2 separate regions of the Homo sapiens genome follow, and region 2 is linked to region 1. Evidence: chromatin loops called from intact Hi-C (ENCODE). Cell type or tissue: K562. All regions are shown on one strand. Links, peaks and the distances in the headings refer to the core of each region. The heading gives the core; the rest is flanking DNA.

What was found. Hi-C counts contacts between places; a loop is a spot of excess contacts. Peaks named below come from ENCODE experiments on the same cell type or tissue, not always from the same donor. Only the 100,000 strongest peaks of a DNase experiment are listed, where the experiment ranks them.
Region 2: a loop joins it to region 1, with 3 times the contacts of the local background. A loop is called at or near these places in 1 of 110 quality-filtered maps.

What each region holds. Positions count from the first base shown.
Region 1 is chr10:91,099,875-91,110,840 of GRCh38, forward strand. It overlaps LOC105378429 (a long non-coding RNA gene), which reads left to right and starts at 3,266. Exons shown (of 3, transcript XR_946203.3): 1 at 3,266-3,478; 2 at 9,518-9,638. RefSeq lists an enhancer at 3,919-3,968. In K562, for the core only: a CTCF peak has its summit at 4,405; DNase peaks (open chromatin) are centred at 3,707, 4,047 and 4,347; H3K4me3 peaks cover 470 bases.
Region 2 is chr10:91,203,320-91,214,285 of GRCh38, forward strand. It overlaps a transcript of PCGF5 not described here. Among named protein-coding and RNA genes, the nearest start is that of PCGF5, 12 kb to the right of the region's middle. In K562, for the core only: a CTCF peak has its summit at 5,505; no DNase peak of the experiment used is centred there.

The sequences.
Region 1 (10,966 bases), core at 2,272-6,271:
TGAGCAGCAAAAGCTGAAGATGAAACACAGGATTTAATAGAGCTACTGAATTTCAAAGACATTTGAATGCTCAACAAAAGCAGGGCTGTTAGACCAAAGTCAGGGCCCCAGTTGGCAACAGCTGGGACTCTAACACATGGGACTGAAACATTCCTAGATTCCTCTGAACCTTCTGAACCTGTAGGGGTGGCTCACCCTTCTCAATTAAGAGCTAGCACATTCCTTGTGTAAAAAGATGATACAAGGGGCTTTCCCCTAAAAGGCAACAGGTGGCTCCCTCCTCCACTCCTGGACATCAGCACACATCACAACACATCTGAACCAGGAATATGCTGGGCCTGATAAGGAGTAAAGTGACCATGGCACAAATGAGCTGCAAGATGGCATCAGAGTGAGCCATCAGGGATCAGGGTGCTTGATCAAGATGGCTGCAACATAAGTCTGGATAAAGGAGAGTTGCTTTTTGTTTTTGTTTTTTTTTACTTGGGGTCACTTTGTTGAGATACAGGATTTAACACCCCAGGAAATGATGCAAACTTGCTTCTGCGAACTTGCTGCTAGGGTACCTCCTAGAAGCCTAGAGAAAGTGGTGGCCCCCACTGAGAGATTGAAATGCCTGCTTGCCATGGAAGACATAGGGGAAGTGGTTAAAAGGCTCGGGGAGGTAGGATTGCAGGAATGGGTGTATTAGGAGAGGCCAGAAAGCCAATCAGAGGACACACCATTTACCAAGGCCATCAGGAATGTGGGGCCAGGGCTGACAATAGAAGAGTCTGTCACAGAACTTGGCTTTCTGATGACAGTGGGGCTCTTGGGTGCTCCCAAAGCAATTTGACACCAGGTGGTGGTACTTAACTGCCAGAAGCCAGGAGATTGTAATTATCATAAAAAACAATAAGAACAGAGTGGCAGTCAAGAGGGCCTAACCTATAGATGGAGACGGTGAATAGAACTTAGCATTCTTAGGGACAAACTAGACAGCCAGCAAGAGTGCTGTTTGTCATATGTTTGACATATATTACATACATGTTATATATGTAATCAGAAGAGAGGAAGAATGGGTTAGCAGGAGGCTGAGGGCAATTGCCTCAATAAAAAGTAATAATAACTTTGCCAAATTTCCAGGCCTGAGCTGATTTTCAGATTCAAAACCTGTTGGCTAGGTCTGCAAGGAGACTAGGTGACCAGGTGACTAGGTCTGCAAGGGGAAGAACCCTACAATACCTTGGCAAGTGCACACTGTGATGATTCCCAGTGTCCTTCTCCAAAGGAACCTATTGCCATTGACTTGATTGACTTTACACTGAGAAAAGAAAAATAGCCAAACCTTCCAACAGCTGTTGGAGGCAGGGTCTGAATCATCATTGATACGTAAAGACCTGAAGCATGATCATGGGCTCCTGTGAGAAGCGGAGGACATGGATGTTAGGCAATAAATAGATTCCTGGCCAAAGAATGGTTTATAGTGAGTCCACTGGTCCATGGGCCCATACAGGGGTCATTTTTCCTGTCCAAAAATGTATTATTGGTATTATTATACTTGGCAGTTGATGTAACTCCCTCACTAGGTCCTTGGCTTTTAGACAAGAGTTGTCATAATGGAGAAGGCCAAGTGTAGGGCTCAGAAATTGCTGGCTACGATAAGTAAATCAAAAACAGTATTACACCCTGGGGGAATAGTAGAGATTAAAGAGGCAAGGATGCAGGGATGGTGGTCCCTGTCATATCTCCATTGAATTCCCTAGTCTGGTCCTTTCAGAAACTGAATGGATCCTAGAAAATGACTGAAGACTACCACAAGTACAACCAAGCAATGACCTTGATCATATCTGCTGTGTCCAACATAGTGCCATTGTGGGAGCAGATAAATATGGCCTTGGGTTTATGGTACCCAACCACCAATTTGGCAAATGCATGCTTTTCAATCCCCAATAGAAAAGGCCATCAGAAACAGTTCACATTCAACTAGAATGGGCAATATGTGTAGAACCGATATTCCTGATGGACCAGGGGACCTCTTAGTACTCCCTCGACCAGTTGTGACTATGAATGGACAAAAGCAGCAATGCTGGTCTAAAATAGGTATAGTTACCAGGGGCTCAGAGTCTGGGGCTCACCACTGGGTAGGCTACCCAGACCAGAAAAGGTAGTAGCTGAGGGCAAAGAGAATTTAGAATGGTTGGTGAAAGAGGGGACAGTGAGCATGGTTGTAGCCCCAAGACCAACTGCAGCAATGAGGGGCTGCAGTTTGTCCCTCCTTCTTATAGGTTTTCCCTTAGGAAGAAGGGCCCACCAGAGCCTTGGAAAACTGCCCCTTGCACAGTTTAAGGGATGGACTGTGGCAGAAATGTGGCAGAGATGTGCTGCTCAGATCCCCCTTCAAAAAAAAAAAGCTGGGTTTTAAGGACTGTCATTGGCTGGTAGCTTTTAGCTTCTTCAGAGTTGATTCTGTTTTCACGGTAGCCCCTAGCCAAAGGCAGAGCAAGGCCTGGCCAATTCCATCCAAAGCTCTAGTGTGTAGTCTACTCCAGAGATCCCTGTTGGTCGGCAGCGATCTGCCGCATGGTCTGGCAGCTGTTTCTAGTTGCCTCCCTCCACCAGACTGAACAATGCTCCCCCTAAAAAGATATGTCTGCATCCTAATTTCTGGAACCTGTGAATATAACCTTATTTCAGAAAAGGGTATTCTTTACAGATGTGATTAAGTTGAGGATTTTGAGATGAGGAAACCATCCTGGATTACCCAGGTGAGCCCTAAATGTAATCACGTGTATTCTAATAAGATAAACACACAGAGGAAAAAGACACAGAGAAGAGGAAAAAGCCATGCGACCACCTAAGCAGAGACTGGAGTGATGCAGCCACAAGCTAAAGAGTGCCTGGAGCGGCCAGAAGTGAAAGGAAGAGATTCTCCACCCCACCCCCAGCCTTTGGAGGAAATGCAGCCCTACTGATACCTTGATAATGGACATCTGAACCTGAATGCCTCTAGAACTTCAAGATAATCAATTTTATTGTTTTCAGCCACCAAGGTGATAGTGATCTGTTGTGGCAGCCCTAGAACATGGATGCGCTCCTCTTTTCTTTTCAGAATCTCTCCTCAATCTTTTCTGCTCCTGACTATGACTCTGTTTCTGCTTCTTGGAGCAACCTGTCTTGCAGCAGGCTGAACAGTGCAGTAGGATCACAATCAGAGCAGTAGGATCACAATCAGTAACACAATCAGAGGGTATGATTGAAAGGGCATGGAGGAAGGGCATCTAGCCCCAAGGCAGAGGGTGGAGGGGCAGGGAGGACAATCTAGAGCAAGTGACATCTCAAGTGGCCTGAACGATGGCAGGAGCCAGCTAAATCAAGGGACACTAAAAGGAGAAAGTGTCACACCTTCAAGAAACTAAAAACCACTCAATGAAAGGGAAGGATGAGCTGTGTGAGGTCGGAGCGGCAAGGCAAGCAGAGGCTGGATCCAACTGGCTTGGTGAGTGATCTCCGGTCTTTGTATTTAATCCTAAAAGGATTTAAACAGAGTGCCCTGAGCAGCATTTCACTAATAAAGATGAATTCATTTGGCTTAAAAGAATTGCAAGGATACAACTATTCTTGAGAAAAAGATACCACAATAAAGCCTGCTCATTTATTGATGCCCTTGTGGGAACAGCTGTGTCTCTGATCGCATGCTAAGAATGTTTCCACCGGGGAGATGGAGATATTATGAGGGCCTCAGGCAGCTTTCTCTTCATAGTGTGATAAGGACAATTTACAGCCTTTTCTCAATCAGTATTATAAAGCACTGTGTAAAGGCAGCTTCAAGTTCCACCTTCCATGCAACCAGATTGTCAGCCCTAAATCCTTTCTAAATAGAAATGCTGGAGCTGCCTTTGGCCATGAGTACCTTCAGGACAAGAAGAATTTTCAACTAGGGAGAAGTGGAAGGGATGCATGAAATGGCAGAACCATTTGCAGCCTTGGACTTCTCCTTAGGAACTGCCCAGGGGACTGTATGCGTTTATTATCTCACAAGAGCAGCTGTGGGGTATGACCAGCCCTGGTGAGGGAGAGGTGTCCGCACCACTGCACTCTAGGACGGCTCAGCCTACACAGGAAATTGTTATCTTACCTCCCTTGGGGAACAAAGGAGAAACTTTGTTTGATGCAGACTTCAAAAAAGAGTGGCCTAAGGGCCACATCTGGTGTATTTTCTTTGGTCTCCAATGCTGTGCTCTTGTTTTTAATTGAACCAACATTCAAATATTAGAAGAGTTCCCATGACAGTCCAGACTGCTAGGTTCCCTCATCAAATCAGGAGTGCTGGCTTCAGTTCACCCCCATTCCTGCAGGGATCAGAGCCCAGCAGCAGCCACCCACACTTCGCTCGGGACAAGCCTGCTCTGAGCTACACAGCGCCTCCCCACCCTGGGGATTTGGATCCACAGTACAGAAGCCAAGAGTTTTGTTTTCCTAACACGCGCATAGAAATATTTATCTGGACCCATATTCCCACCGTAAGTGGGAAAATGCAATGCTACATTGAAAGAGCCAGAATTTCTAAACAAATAGGAAAGATTCTATAGTATTTTCCCTCTGACACCAGCCAGCTTTATTTAGTTTACGTGTCTGAGCTTGTGACCCCTGACTTCAATGTTTTCAGGGTCTCAGTTCCTCTTCCCTCTTGGCCAAGTTCATCTGTTCTGCCTGTAGCACCTCGTCATTCTTCCACACTGGGCGGGCAGCCCTTGGTCCACACTCGCAGGTACCACATGGGAGACCATTTCTAGGAAACTGGGGGCTCCAAATTTCTCCAGAGAAGAAGCCTCAGACAAAATCCTGGGGGAAAGGCAGGGAGAACTTCAGCAGAAAGGCTCTGATCTCAAAGGAGATGTTACTATTTTGTTTCAGGTGCCCCTCTCTCTTCCTCTCCTCTGTTGACACACCCACACACCCAGTCTAGACCATGCCTCACTATTAAAGATACCAAGAATTAAAGTCGGCTTGTGAATTATTCTTTGTGCTAACACTCCTCCCTGCTAGGGAGCTGCTCCACTCCCACACCCCCTCTCACTCCTACCCCAGCCTATAGCATACTCTGGCCTGAAGAATTAGCAGAGGAAACGGCCACCACCAGATTCTCATCTCTTTCCCAAATGGGCTGCCGCTCCTCTGAGTGGAGAGAGGAAACTACACCTTCTCCCTCCCTGCACAGGGCCGGCACTATTTGTTTCCCTCCCAATGCTTTCGAATGAGAAGGAAGAATAATTCACAAGCCGACTCTAATTCTTGGTATCTTTAATAGTGAGGCATGGTAGACCAGGTGTGTGGGTGTGTTAACAGAGGAGAGGAAGAGAGAGGGGCACCTGAAACAAAATAATAACATCTTTGAGATCAGAGCCTTTCTGCTGAAGTTCTCCCTGCCCTTCCCCCAGGATTTTGTCTGAGGCTTCTTCTCTGGAGAAATTTAGAGCCCCCAGTTTCCCAGAAATGGTCTCCCATGTGGTACCTGTGAGTGTGGACCAAGGCCTGCCCGCCCAGTGTGGAAGAATGACGAGGTGCTGCAGGCAGAATAGATGAACTTGGCCAAGAGGGAAGAGGAACTGAGACCCTGAAAACTCTGAAGTCAGGGGGCACCTCTGCAGTGCTGGCCCTGTGCAGGGAGGGAGAAGGTGTAGTGTCCTCCCTCCACTCAGAGGAGCAGCAGCCCATTTGGGAAAGAGATGAGAATCTGGTGGTGGCTGTTTCCTTTGCTGATTCTTCAGGCCAGAGTATTCTATAGGCTGGGGTAGGAGTGAGAGGGGGTGTGGGAGTGGAGCAGCTCCCTAGCAGGGAGGAGTGTTAGCACTGACATTGTTTAGAATTGCTGGTTGCAACAACACTTTTCTTCTTCTCCCTTCTCCTTCTTCTTCTTCTTTTTGATTTCCAATTTTTATTTTAAGTTCAGGGGTAAATGTGCAGGATGTGCAGGTATGTTACATAGGTAAATGTGTGCTATGGTGGTTTGCTGCACAGATTATCTAGGTATTAGGCCCAGCATTCATTAGCTATTCTTCCTGGTGCTCGCTCTCCTCACCAACCCTTTGACAGGCCCCAGTGTCCAGAGTGTGTTGTTCCTCCCATTTGTCCATGTGTTCTCATTGTTCAGCTCCCACTTATAGGTGAGAACATGTAGTGTTTGGTTTTCCGTTCCTGCGTTAGTTTGCGAACGATAATGGCTTCCAGCTCCAACCATGTCCCTGCAACTGACACTGTCTTGTTCCTTTTTACAGCTGCATAGTAGTCCATGGTGTATATGTACCACATTTTCTTTATCCAGTCTATTATTGATGGGCACTTAGGTTGATTCCATGTCTTTGCTATTGTGAATACATGTGCGTATGTCTTTATAATGAAATGATTTATATTCTTTTGGGTATATACCCAGTAATGGTATTGCTGGGTCAAATGGTATTTCTTCCTCTAGGTCTTTGAGGAATCGCCACACTATCTTCCACAATAGTTGAACTAATTTACACTCCCAATTGTGTAAAAGTGTTGCTTTTTCACCAGAACCTCACCAGCCATCTGTTGTTTTTTGACTTTTTAGTAATAGCCTTTCTGACTGGTGTGAGATGGTATCTCATTGTGGTTTTGATTTGCATTTCTCTAATGATCAATGATATTGAGGTTTTTTTCATATGTTTGTTGGCCGCATGTATGTCTTCTTTTGAGAAGTATCTGTTACGTCCTTTGCCCACTTTTTTTTTTTTTAGTAGTGTTGTTTGGGTTTTTCTTGTAAATTTAAGTTCCTTGTAGATGTTGGATATTAGACCTTCTGTAGGTTGTCTGTTCATTCCAATGATAGTTTCTTTTGGTGTGCAGAAGCTCTTTAGTTTAATTAGATCCCCATTTGTCAATTTTTGCTTTTGTTTCAATTGCTTTTGGCATCTTTGTTATGAATTCCTTGCCTGTGTCTATGTCCTGAATGGTACTGCCTAGATTTCTTCTAGGATTTTTATAGTTTTGGGTTTTGCATTTAAGTCTTTAATCCATCTTGAGTTGATTTTTGTATATGGTGTAAGGAAGGGGTCCAGTTTCAATTTTCTGTGTATGGCTAGCCAGTTCTCCCAGCACCATTTATTAAACAGGGAATCCTTTCTCCATTGCTTGTTTTTGTCAGGTTTGTCAAAGATCAGATGATTGTAGGTGTGCAATCTTGTTTCTGGTTCTCTATTCTGTTCCATTGGTCTATGTGTGTGTCCTTGTACCAGTACCATGCTGTTTGGGTTACTGTAGTTTTGTAGTGTAGTTTGAAGTTGGGTAGCATGATGCCTCCAGCTTTGTTCTTTTTGCTTAGGATTGCCTTGGCTATTCAGGCTCTTTTTTGGTTTCATGTGAGTTTTAAAATGTTTTTTTTTCTGATTCTGTGAAGAATGTCAATGGTGGTTTAATGGGAATAGCATTGAATCTATAAAATGCTTTGGGCAGTATGGCCATTTTCATGATATTGATTCTCCCATCCATGAGCATGGACTGTTTTTCCATTTGTTTGTGTCATCTCTGATTTCTCTGAGCAGTGGTTTGTAGTTCTCCTTGAAGAGGTCCTTCACTTCCATTGTTAGCTGTATTTTTAGGTATTTTATTCTTTTTGTGGCAATTGGGAATGGGAGTTCATTCATGATTTGGCTCTCAGCTTGCCTGTACAGCAACAGTTTTTATTTCATTTTATTACTACTTTTAAATTCTCTACATAAAGGGCACCCAGGGTAGCAATGCCATGGCCCATCACCACTTGATATGCCCTTGGGGTTCCCCACTCCCATTGCAGTCTCCATTGCATTGAAGCTAGATGGTCAGGCTAGAGCCACACAGCTGAGCCTGTTATTAAGCCAGGCCTACACTAACATGCATGTCTGCCCCTGATTGAATCTTCCCAACAACACTGTAAGGTTGTATAATCAAGCTCATTTTTCAGATGAGGAGCCAAGGCTTAGGGAGGTGAGGAGACTTTCCCAAGATCACACTAGGGAGTGGTGAAGCACGGATAAGTCCAGGTTTGCCTGACTTCAAGCACTTGTCCTTTACTGATCTGCACACCCACTTTGTTTCTTTCTGGTCAGTTTCCCAATTTTCTTAGCTTCTGGCCTGGGATCTATAGTTTCTGTTTTGGCCTTGGCTCATTCCCTAGGCTGGGCTACTGGGGTATCCCTTCCCTGACTCGGACCTTTGATTTTCTGATCAACCATATTTAGGAATCTCCCTCTTTCCATGCTGCCCTTAGCTTTCCCAAGGAAGATCCCCCACCTAATCCAACCTAGCCTGTAGGAGGTCCTTGGATCTTGGAAGGTTTGCCCTTTTTCTTTTTTTTTTATTTTTATTTTATTATTATTATACTTTAAGTTTTAGGGTACATGTGCACAATGTGTAGGTTAGTTACCTATGTATACATGTGCCATGCTGGTGTGCTGCACCCATTAACTCGTCATTTAGCATAAGGTATATCTCCTAATGCTATCCCTTCCCCCTCCCCCCACCCCACAACAGTCCCCAGAGTGTGATGTTCCCCTTCCTGTGTCCATGTGTTCTCATTGTTCAATTCCCACCTATGAGTGAGAATATGCGGTGTTTGGGTTTTTTTTCTTGCGATAGTTTACTGAGAATGATGATTTCCAATTTCATCCATGTCCCTACAAAGGACATAAACTCATCATTTTTTATGGCTGCATAGTATTCCATGGTGTATATGTGCCACATTTTCTTAATCCAGTCTATCGTTGTTGGACATTTGGGTTGGTTCCAAGTCTTTGCTATTGTGAATAGAGCCGCAATAAACATATGTGTGCATGTGTCTTTATAGCGGCATGATTTATAGTCCTTTGGGTATATACCCAGTAATGGGATGGCTGGGTCAAATGGTATTTCTAGTTCTAGATCCCTGAGGAATCGCCACACTGACTTCCACAATGGTTGAACTAGTTTACAGTCCCACCAACAGTGTAAAAGTGTTCCTATTTCTCCACATCCTCTCCAGCACCTGTTGTTTCCTGACTTTTTAATGATTGCCATTCTAACTGGTGTGAGATGGTATCTCATTTTTTGCCCTTTTTCTATGAACAGGATCTGAACAACAGGAAAATACAAGTATGTGTTTATATGGACTCACATGTGTGCCTGTGTGTGCATGTGTGTATTTGCAGAAGTATAAGTGGAGATCTAGAAGTGTGAAATGGCATGGAGGTGCATGGAATGGGGCAGTCCTATTGGGACAGAGTAATTAAGAGAGATATGGGAGAAAATCTAGGAGTGACAGATGCTGACTGGATGCCCTTGTACACTTTATATTTCTTCCAGATAGATTTCCTGCCTGGAAGACCATTCCCCAGGTTAGCATTTCCTTTTCCTGCCTGATGCTCTTCAGGAACAGTTCCTGTGTTTTGCATCTTGAACATCCAGTCAGTGCTTAATCTAGCAATGCAATTTCCCCCATTTGCAGAATAAAGAGGCACTCTTCATTGATTCTTCACTAGGTCCTCTCTCCTTTATCTTTCAGACTCTGGACCTTAAGACACAGGCCTCAGCACCTGCTGTTCCTGTGCCACTGTGCAAATAGGAAGCCTTCCAGGGCACCAGGCTGCCAATGTCCTGATGCAAAAGATGGAACTGGGATAAAGGTATATTTTAAATTAACAATGCCATTTAAGTGCTACAAAATGGTTTTAGAAATGGATTTTTAATTTCATAAGTAATGCATATTCATTGAAGAAAATTAGAAAATCCATTTGTGCAAAAAGATGAAATCTCACCAACCATACAGGGAACCGTTGATAACCTCTTATTGCATAATCCCAAAGCTTTTTCCATTAAAGCGAACGTGTGTGTGTGTATGCATGTGTTTTCATAACAAGCATATACAGTTTTATAATCTGCTTTTCTAAGGGATTGATTATTATGGCTTGGTATACTTCAATAATTTTACAGAAATGCAAGTTTCTCTATATTATACTTCCTTAACTTTTTATATAATAATTTAATGCATTGTTTACCAAACAAGTTACTATGGGTGGGTCAGGAGCAAGAAGAATCAATTTTTTAAAATTATGTTTCTGACCGAAGGTCAGCCTATTATGTACTGGCAGCTGTACATGCATCATTTCCTCTAATCCTTACATTAGGTTGATTTCATTACTTTCATCATATAGATAAGGAAACCCAGGCTTAAGAGGTTAAATAACCCACCCAAGGTCATGTAGCTGAAAAGCAGCAGATCCACTCAGGTCTCTCTGACATCAAAATCTAGCTCTTTCCAACTTGCTTATCTATCAGTGAAATAGAATTTGACTTGGGGTGAGCAGGAAAAAGGGGTAACAATACTGATAATGTGATTTTTTACATTTATTTTTATTTTTTATTTTTTATTTTTTGAGACAGAGTCTCACTCTGATGCCCAGGCTGGAGTGCAGTGGCGCCAGCTTGGCTCACTGCAACCTCTGCCACCCAGGTTCAAGTGATTCTCCTTCCTCAGCCCCCCAAGTAGCTGGGATTACAGGCGCACGCCACCACACCTGGCTAATTTTTGTAATTTTAGTAGAGACCAAGATTCACCATGTTGGCCAGGCTGGTCATGAACTCCTGACCTCAGGTGATCCATCTGCCTTGACCTCCCAAAGCGTTGGGATTACAGGCATGAGCCACCGCGCCCAGCCATGATAATGTGATTTAGATAGTAAAAGAACATGTCCACCATTATCATGAGGCCCATCTGTAGCATTTGGTGTGAATGTCGCGAATGAAGGCTCATACAGAAGGTCAATCCTAGGATTTAAGTCTCTACTGATTAGCCTACTTTTTAAAAAAATTCTTCAGCGAAGATAGCAGAAGAGATGACTTATATAGATGTTACACTCAGCCACAACTGAGAGCAGAACTAGTCTAGAATATCACAGGTCCAGGGCAAAGAACCAACAGGAGTTGTTTTGGTGTGAGCAGGGTGGGTCTTACA
Region 2 (10,966 bases), core at 3,889-7,888, 110 kb after region 1:
CATGTAATTCTCTAGGAAAGTGTTCCTTTGTTTAACTTACTTTTTATTAGGATCCAGATTCTATGAAGTTAGATGTTAATTTGTAGATTGATCCCCTGCAAATGACTTCTGTCTGATAAAGAAGATAACCCCAAAGGTTATAGTTTTATTGCCCTATAGGATAGTAACTAGTTTTATTTCTAAATTAGCAATCTTATTTCAGTATTCTGTATTTCATTGACTGTATACACTTCAGTCTTTCCTGTATTACATTGAACCAGATGTGCCATCCTGCTGAGTTAAAATAAATTTTTGACATATGCTTAATATATATTTGTACAAGACTCATGTTTTTAATTTCTTGAAAACTACATCCTGATAAACCAATTACCTATATTAATGGAAATTTTCTTTCCTATTGTTTTCTCCGTTCTCTTAACATTTTTCATTTCCATTGTAAATTTGAAATTGAAATAAATTTTATAGATCCTTTATTCTTTTAATATAGGAAATTTGTCAACAACAAAAACAAGTGTATATATTTAAAAGTTTTAAACCTGATTGTTTTAGGCTGTTTAATTTTTGTGAACCTAATGATTTCAGTCAGGCCCACATTTCTGAAATGAGCGTTATGTCAGTGTAAGCTAATTTAACACTTTTATGCAGTTTTCATAAGTGATTGTACAACTATTTGATGTTTATTGTTGAGTTTGTGAAGCATGACACCACAAAATCATAAAAATGTTCTAATATCTGTAACCAGAACTACAGATAAGGTAGTGATAACATTTAGAGAACATGTTTTTGAATAGTGATTTGCTTTTATAAAGATTAAACTTTTAGAATTATGAATATAATGTTTAATTTGCATAAGTTTATGTCTACTCTTTACTCCTCATAAAATATTCTGACAAGCTTTGCAATAGGGAAGAGGGCTGTTAGGGATGTCTTAGATGGGATTCCAGCATTGGATAATAAATTGAACTTATTGGATTAGGTTTTAATTAAACCTTAATCTGAATTAAGGTTTTCATTTAAAAAAAAACCCTTACATTAGTCTTTCCTCCTTTTGTTAGATGATTGCACTCAAGTAACTGTCTTATATACTTTTAACTAATATTTACTTCATAGATATTAATTTAATTCTTCTAGAATGCAGACTCTATGATGACCAGGCCAGGTCTATTTTATTTACTATTGTGTTCCAGGCACATTTTCACAAACAGCCTGTTTGGAAGTTACTAAAACACAGAATAAGTGGATATGAAATGGTAGAGCCATTCCTTTCCAGACAAATGTTTGGTTCTCAAGTCTTGGAAGATGATAAACATGAGAACCCAGAAAATGCAAAGAAGGAGAGCTCTGAGGATAAAAATAGTTGTACATAACAAAAGTTCCCCACTGCCAACTCATTATTGCCACGTCCTGCCCTTTTTCTCTCTCTTCTTCAGATTTCTTCCTCCTTTCACTGCCTCACTGTCTTTTGTGAAAATGAGTACTTTGGGTATTGTTTTGATTCTGTGTAGGTCACCAAGATCAAGAAATGTAATAAATGCCTTTATCTGGGCACAATGGTGAAAGATTTCCTTGATGTTCAAGTTTTAACTTCTTTCTCATAAAATACCAGAAATAATGTTTCTTAAAATTTGGAATACATAGCTATATTTAAATTGAAATATATCTGTAAACTATCTAGCAAATTTGTAATTTTTATCTACATAAACAATTTTTTAAAATTTTATGAGTAAACTAAGTTATATGTAACACAGTTTAGGTTGCTAATTCTTATGGTCCAGTGAGATTAGATATGTAAATACAGTTATTTTAAATGCATAAAATATATTTATCTCTCTCACTAGAGTCACTAAGTTGGGCAAAATCTTCATTTCTTTGATTTTCCCTGTCATCCAGCCTTGAGCGCAATTGTTCCCAAATATTTTGAAAGGCTATTATGGAACGATTTTTCTTTTTTCTGGGTTTCTAAATGACTGGACACACACACACACACACACGGCCCAGCTAACATGGAGCAAATTATCTTCCACCCTTCCCCAGGTCAGACGTGGCACTCTAAATCCTTCACAGATAATCTGTGAATAAAAACACACCCATAGACCTAGATATTAGTATTTTAAGTGACAAGGGTATATTCCAGCGTTCATTCATAAACTGAGCCAAGCTCAAAGTACATTTTTCCTGAAGAAACAATGTTGTAAACATTATAAATGATGAGTTTCTCAGGCCAGGCCACACAAGTCCTATCTAATCTGTGTTTGTCCATTGAACTATTCCTCTATCCATCAAACACCTAGAGAGTTTCTACTTTATGCCAGATTCCTTGCCCTGCATCGGACCACATCAGAATCATTGACAGTATATTTACAGTTAATAAAACTGAGGCTGGGCGTGGTGGCTCACCCCTGTAATTCCAGCACTTTGGGAGGCCGAGGCAGGTGGATCACTTGTGGTCATTTGTTGGTCAGGAGTTTGAGACCAGCCTGGCCAACATGGCAAAACCCTATCTCTGCTAAAAATACAAAAAGTAGCCAGGCACGGTGGTGGATGCTTGTAATCCCAGCTACTTGGGAGGCTGAGGTGGGAGAATTGCTTGAACACGGGAGGCTGAGGTGGGAGAATTGCTTGAACCCGGGAGGCACAGGTTTCAGTGAGCTGAGATCACACCACTGCACTCCGACCTGGGTGACGGACCGCGACTCTGTCAAAAAACAAACAAAAAAACTAAAAGACATGGTATACCAACATTTGGGCAAATTTTGGCAACAGCCTAACAATAAATTGGCTTTTTAATCTTTTATTTATAAAATAGTGCCACAAATATTTATCGGAGAACTACTATGTGCCAAAGTCTGTGCTTGCCACTAGGAATGAAAGAATGAACAGGGTAGCTCCTGCCGTCAAGGAGCTGAACAGCAGAACTCGGAGAAAAAGCAGGTTTGATTAAAGGAGAATGGAAAGGTAGGTACAGATGTAACATTTGGAAAGGATGGTGACTTCTGTGAAAACAAGCACTAGATGTTATAAATAAGACTCTTCAACATGTCAGCCATGATAAGCCACTTTTTTTTTAATCTCAAAAACCAAAGAGACAATTTCTGATGCCTTTGAATGAGGATTAAAAGAGAGTGGGAGGGAGAAAGGAATTAGGCAGAGTATGAGGAAGATATCACCTGGGATGAAACTAGCAGATAGGGAAAGCCTGCATGGAGCCTCAGTGCACTTAGGAGAGTACACTTGGCTGCATTTCCCCACAGTGGTCCCTTCATTATGCAACTGCATAGTTGCCAGTCTGGAGCAAGAACACTGGGTAGGTAGAAATGGTAGGAGGCAGCAGTCAGCTTAGAGTAAAGGGTGAAGTCTCAGTAACAGCCTGTGGGGGACTGCATGGTCTCTGACTTCCTTTCCTGTGCTTTCTCTGTTGCTATCTGCACCTAAGCATGATCCTGCCTCCATGCCTTTGCCTTACATTGTGTATTCTCTGCCTGGTACGCTCTTCCCCCAGTTACCTGCACAGTTTAGTCCCTTACCTCATTCAGATCTGTGCTAAATGTCACCTAACTAAATCCTTCTCTCACCTCCCTATTTTAAATAGCACTGCCCCAGAGTCCCTCTTGGTTTTATTTTTCTTTACAGCACTGATCACTACATGACCTTATTTATTTGTTTATTGCCTATTTCCTTCTAGGATGCAAGGTCCGTGAGAACAGGGGCTTTGTCTGGTTCAGTGCTATATTTCCTGTGCTGAGAACATAGCCTCGCCCACTGTAGAAGGAATTAGGAGGTGCATTTTCTAAGAAGGGGCTTTTAGCATAGAAAGACCCTTTTCCTAAAAACCTTTTAAAGAGGAATTTTTTCAGCCTATCATTTACTTTTATTTAAGTTTAAGACCACTTTGGTGAGGGATGTGCAGCTGGTGGTAGTATTCTTCTACTAGAGAGTTGTGAGATGAGCCATTTGTCATTGCATTACTTTTGATCTTACACATTTTTTCTACTTTCAGCTTCTTGAGAAATTCAAAATCTACAGAAAAGTTGCCAAAATCTTTCAATGAACATCCGTATATCTCTCACTTAGATTCACTGTTTAACATTTTGCCCCATTTGCTTTATCTCTGTATATACATGTTACTACAATTTTCAATGAACCATTTAAGAATAGTTGCAGACATGACCCTTTACCTCTAAATACTTCAGGTTGTATCACCTAAGAAAGGACATACAGTTACTATATTCAGGAAATATGGCATTGTTATAATAGTATCTAATGTGCAGACCTGTCCCAATGATATCCTTTATAACCGTAACAATAATGAAGTCCCAATTCAGTAAACAGTCTAAAATCACACACTGTATTTAGTTATCAAATTTCTTTAATCTTTCTCAATTTTTCTTTGTCTTTCATGACATTAATATTTTCAAAAAGTGTAGGCCATTTGTTTTGTAAAATGGCCCTCAATGTGGACTTATTTTATGTTTCCAAATGATTATAGTCAGGATAGACATTTTGGGCAGAAACATTACATAGGTGATAATGTATCCTCCTAAGAGCATCATCTCAGCAGGTACATAATGTCAGATTATCCCATTATTAGTGCTGTTAGATGCAATCACTGTTTAGGTAGCATCCAATGGATTGCTCCATTGTAGGGGTACCTTTTCCCCTTTGTAATTCATAAATTTATAGTATCAATTTTAATTACATGAAATTAGACTATCTCTGTCGAGAGACACTGTACAACTATGTAAATATCCTCTACCCAGCAATTTTTTCTTAATAGTTTTAGGATCCCTGGAGATTCTTGCCTGAATCAATTAATAACATGGTTATAAAATAGTGATTTTATAATTCTTTCATTCCTTACATAAGTTGACATTCTCTTGAAAAGAAGGATTCTTCTTTTCCTCCCATTTGTTTATTTGCTTGCTTGTTGTAAATATGGACTCATGGATTATTTTCTTTAAATTCAGTGTGTATGATCCATTCCTCTTGCTCATTTTGATGCTCAGATTGTCCTAGAGTTGGCCTAACTGCACTGATCCTTGGCATCTGGGGAGAGAAATACCTAATCCGGGAGTAAGAGACATTTTTAGTCCATTCACAGTGCCACTTCAATTTTAATTGTGTATGAATCACCTGAGGGCCCAGATTCTGCATTCCTAACAAGATCCCTGCTGATGCTGGCTGATCTGTGGACCCTGGCTGAAGTAACAAAGCTGTAGGCATCTATGGGCTCATTGGAAAGAGCCAAAACACATTGCTCTCCCTGTATTAGTATGAAAAATTCACCTCATTATCATGGAAGAGAATGATCTCTTGGAAAATATATGAACTCTGGTAGGCATAGGGGAGAGAGGATGTGTACCCCACCTGCTTGAGTCCCAGAAATCATGATAATGAGGAATGCTGGCCTCACACTCATGCTTATTTTGCATTTCTCTTGAAATCCTGAACTTTCAGGGAGCTGGCTTCAGTTCCTGGTTTCTGGGACCATGGGAAATAGTGACACCTTCAGTGTTGGATGTGTCTCTACTGGTTTTCTGTTAGTCAAACCAAACTTTATTGGTACCAAGGGAAGTTAGGCAGTTTAAACTCTCCTAATCAAAAAGAAAATTCTCATTTTTCTTGCTCTACAGGAGTGTGAGCTTTCTGCCATTGGTAGGTTTCAGTGGCTTTTGGTCAAATACTTTTTTTCCCTTTAGAAGTAATTTATAGGCAGATTGTTGTTGGCACTCTGGCCATTTGTAGTTTGTTACTGTTACATTCAATTCATTTATTCAGAATTCCAAATATACATAGTATTTTGTGTTGCTTAGTAACTTTGTTTAATGTGTTTACATTTTATCATTAATCCTTTTTTCTGACATAATTTCATTTACTCATCTGTTACCTGACTAATATTTTCCCTTAGTCTATTAATTATGTTAATTGATGGAATCTTCCTTGTAGAAGAAGAGAACTTTACAAGTGAGGGACTTCCTCTTTAGACATCTGTCAGAAGTCAGAGGATGGGGCTGGGCACAGTGGCACACACCTGTAATCCCAGAACTTTTGGGAGGCTAAGGTAGGAGGATCATTTGAGACCAGGAGTTTGAAACCAGCCTGGACAGCATAGTGAGGCTTTGTCTTTACAAAAAAAATTAGATTAAAAAGAAAAAGGAGGCCGGGCGCGGTGGCTCACGCCTGTAATCCCAGCACTTTGGGAGGCCGAGGCGGGTGGATCATGAGGTCAGGAGATCGAGACCATCCTGGCTAACAAGGTGAAACCCCGTCTCTACTAAAAATACAAAAAATTAGCCGGGCGCGGTGGCGGGCGCCTGTAGTCCCAGCTACTCGGGAGGCTGAGGCAGGAGAATGGCGTGAACCCGGGAAGCGGAGCTTGCAGTGAGCCGAGATTGCGCCACTGCAGTCCGCAGTCCGACCTGGGCAACAGAGCGAGACTCCGTCTCGAAGAAAAAAAAAGAAAAAAAAAAAAAAAAAAAGAAAAACGAAGAAAGGAATTGGAGGATATCTGCTGATAGGAGTAGAGTCTCCCAGTTTAGTAGCTATCAATGGGCATTAGGGAATGAATGAATGAATGTGGAACCAATATGCACGTGTCAACTCAATGAGATTGACATGTGGAAATTGAGATTCCCAAATGGGTGTTTTTGTTTGTTGTTTATTTGTTCCTTTTAATCTCTACCATTTGTGTCTTTTGCCACTTCTGGCATTTAGATGGATAGCAGATCATAGCATTAGACAATCTATAAAGCTTGGGCAATTTCTAACATATAAATGATTTGCAACTTCATATGCCCCACTGCTCTCCCTTAACGCTTCCTTCTTCCTAGAGGGATGGGCCCCCACCTGTCTGCTGGGAGATTTGGATGCCCTTCCCCTTATAGCAAACAGTCCACCTGCTGCTTGAGATCCTTTTTCTGCCAGAGAGTGCTACAGCTCTTGTGCTTCCTGGTCACAGCACACACTTGTGTTCATTGAACGATGTGGAGTTAGTATGAATTTTATTCCCCATCTCTCAATTATGTATATGTTATAGAAGGGTGTTTAACGTAGCCACACTGTGAAAACATTACTCATTACTTCTAAATGCTAACCTGCAAATCTAGTAAGATACACAAGGTGGTACCTTTTAAGTCATCTTTGTTAGAGGATGCCACCTGAAGATCTCTAATGTCAAACTGGATAACTGGCTTAGCTTGGTAAGAGATCATTGGCCCACAGAGGTTCAGTGGTTGCTATAGAAGCACAGGGCCAGCAGAACCTGTGGTCTGTGGAGGCCACTAGCACAGTATTCAAGGGCTTTGTCATGGCTGGGTGCCAACACCTGGTGGAAAGCAGAAAGGCTGTTTCAGTGCCTCTAGTGCTAGACACCTGGTACCAATTAAGACCACACCTGCTTTCTGTTGTTTGGTCTCTCCCTTTCTCTGTCCTGTGAGCTACATTTAAAAATAATCACTGAAAATCAGAAATGTTTCCAGTTCTAACTCAAATCACTGTAACATCTCAAAAATGTGTATGTATTCTGGAGATAGTAGTAAGTAGGAGAGCAAGTTTCACCTATTCTCTCATTTAAATGTAGAAGAATATCTCATTTTTTCAGACACGAAGAATTATCAGACAGGTGAGCTGCTTCACACAAAAACCCAGAAGGACTATAGTAGCATCCTTTACAGTGCCTAAAGCAGTGTTTACCATGCATTAGGTACCAGGAGGCATTTGTTAAATAAGTGGTCCAAAGCAAAAAGGAATGGTAATGGAGTGCATTTTATTTTTATTTCCCATCTTATCAGCTTTTTGCAAGCATTATTTTGATTACAGCAAACTTAAATTCCTCATTAGATTTCCAATGCTATGTTTGAACATTGCTTGAATGTCAGTCCCTGGCTGTTTATGCACATGTATACAATACTGACTTGGCTATATCCAGACACAGAAATGCATACTTTGTTGATGTGATTAGCTGGGGGGATTAGTTGTTAAGTTAAAGAATATTCTGGAAAGTTAGGTGGTGCCTTTAATGTCTGAAAGTCTTGAAATGATTTCTTAGAGTGTTTCTCCATGACAGTGTGCTGTGTTACTCTTACTGTATTGCTATAGAGGTTATTGTAAATTTATCCAGCATTTGTTGAACTCCTGCCAGGTTCCCAGACCTTTGCAGGGGCCATACTTGTCCCTGCCTTCAGGTCATTTACTATCGGACCTGATCTGCATAAATGTGAAACGTCAGTACTGACCCAAAACCAACTTAGGTATCAGGTTCATGGGTCTCCAGCAGTTCTTCTATCTTCATAGGAAGAGAGATTCCTATGAGGTAGAAAGGCTGGAAGAATGAACAGTTTAGGAAGATGTAGAATTGCAACTGAATAGTGAAGAAGAGGAAGAGGAGGAGGAGGGAGAGCATTCCAGTTAGTAGGGCTCAGTGTAAGCAGAAGCTAGAGGTTGGCATTCACACTGTGTTCAAGGGATAGTGAGAAGCCTGGTCGAGTTGTTAAAGTAGAGGCTTTGTCTTGGAAAGAGTGGAGACAAGGTTATAGAGCTTATCTGGAACCAGGCCCCAGAGGTGTTGCAGTGCTGCAGAGCAAAGTGGTCTGGAAGGTGGTTGAGCAGCACTAGAATGGTTCAGGAGCTGCACCACAAGGTTCCACTCCTGCCTCCATTGTCAGGAGCGGTGTGATACTGGTTGTTGCACAAACTCTCTGTACCATGGTTTCCTCATTTATAAGATGAGGACAATGATTTTATTTATCTTACAGGATTGCTATAAATAATAAATGAAACAATAATGATATAAAATGCTTAGCAAAATACTGTGTACTTGGAAGAGCTCATTCCATTGTTAGTTATTAGGCAAGGGAGAGACATAAAGCTGATACTCAGAAATAGGTTAATTGAAGCTTGAGAAAGCTTTGTAGAGTTGCTTTTTGCCTTCATGCAGTTGAAAATGAGGTGTTAGAGGTGTCACCATAATTTCCACACTGTTCAAGAAGGCACGGGAAGATACATGAAATATTGTGTTGCATGAGGCCATTCTGTTTTCACTACATCCCCATTTCACAGATTTGATGAACATGCTTAAAAGCCATTGAGAAATAATTAGATCAGAGTAATTTGGAGTGTCTCTTAATAGTCACAGAGAACTCTTATTCTGGTCAGTTAGAGGAAATGAATTATTTGACCAGAAGTAGCTGGAAGTTTGGTTTGCTTTTTTTTCTTGATTAATATTTTATATTGTATACTCAGAGGCTACTCTACTGACAGGAATGAGATAGAGAATTGAATCTGAATAAATCAAAGTGGAAAATAACTATGAATATCCCTAGAAGAATTGTACAGCCTAACTTCTATAACGCATGCCCACTAATTCTGTTTGTTGTGTTCACACTTTGGGTAGGTAAGAAAATGGAAGGCAGCTCTCTATAAAAACAAGAGTTCTGTTTTAATACCCTTGCTTAAAGTTTTTCTTTAATCTTAAGATTTTTTTCTTAGCTGGAAGTAAGTTTAATTCATCTATTGGGACGTTTGGATTTTTATTAAGCTTGATGTCTCCTCTCTTTGTAAAGATCTGAATAAGTTGTGCTTCAGACTCATCTTCATGGTAGAAACTATGAAAAATTGTACAGCATATGTGTTATACTATATGAAGAAATACCATCTTCAAAGGATAATATTACACTCACATTTTAATCACAATAAGTTATACTTCCTAAGCGCTGCTCGTCTGTATCTTATTCTGAATATTATAGATGTTTCCATATCTGGTATAGAGAGTGTTCTTATGTGCAGTTTAAGTGTTTTCAAGGGTCAAAGCTTGTAAATGCTAATAGTTTCTTGTTTAGCACTCCAAATATAATGCCATGCATTTACTGGCATGAATAGTTATTAATTAGTATTAATTCTATTTGTGTTTTAGAAAATGTAAGAGAGATGAATCAAAAGTATGACTAATATTTGAAGGAACACATCTATTTCTTAGTCTGTGCAGTCCTTAAAATATACTCTACATATGTGTGGATATATCTGTATGTATTTGTATATACGTATGCATAAGTAACCTCTATTTGGCTACAAGTAGCACAAATTAGTTCTGTGTCAGATATTATAAGTATGTTTCTGTACTTTGTTCATTAACTTCATTATTTTATTTCATTAAAAAAAATTTTTTTTTAAGATGAAGTTTTGCTCTTGTTGCCCAGGCTGGAGTGCAATGGCGTGATCTTGGCTCACTGCAACCTCCGCCTCCCAGGTTCAAGCGATTCTCCTGCCTCAGCCTCCCGAGTAGCTGGGATTATAGGCATGCACCACCACACCAGGCTTTTTTTTTTCTTTTTTTTTTTCTTTTTTGTATTTTTAGTAGAGATGGGGTTTCTCCATGTTGGTCAGGCTGGTCTCAAACTCCCGACCTCAGAGAGGTCCCCACCTCGGCCTCCCAAAGTACTGGGATTACAGGCGTGAGCCACCATGCCCAGCCACTTCATTATTTTAATGTGCCACATTAAGTGTTATGTACTACATGTTAAACATTAAACAGATTTATTCTAAATGCCTGCTATGGGTTGAATTGAGTCTCTCAAAAAGAACTGGTGAAGTCTTAGCCTCTGCTACCTGTGAATATGACCTTATTTGGAAAGGTCATATTCTTTGAAGGTATAATCAGTTTGGGCTCTTAATTCAGTAAGACTCATGTCCTTATAAGAAGAGGAAAAGGCCAGGCATGGTGGCTCATATCTGTAATCCCAGCATTTTGGGAGGCCAAGGTGGGTGGATTGCTTGAGCCCAGAAGTTCAAGACCAGCCTGGGAAACATGGTGAAATCTTGTCACTACAAAAAATACAAAAATTATCTGAGCATGGTGGTATGTACCCATGGTCCCAGCTACTCTGGAGGTTGAGGTGGGAGGATCACTTGAGCCTGGGAGGTTGAGGCTGCAATGAGGCGTGATTGCACCACTGCATTCTGGCCTGGGAGACAG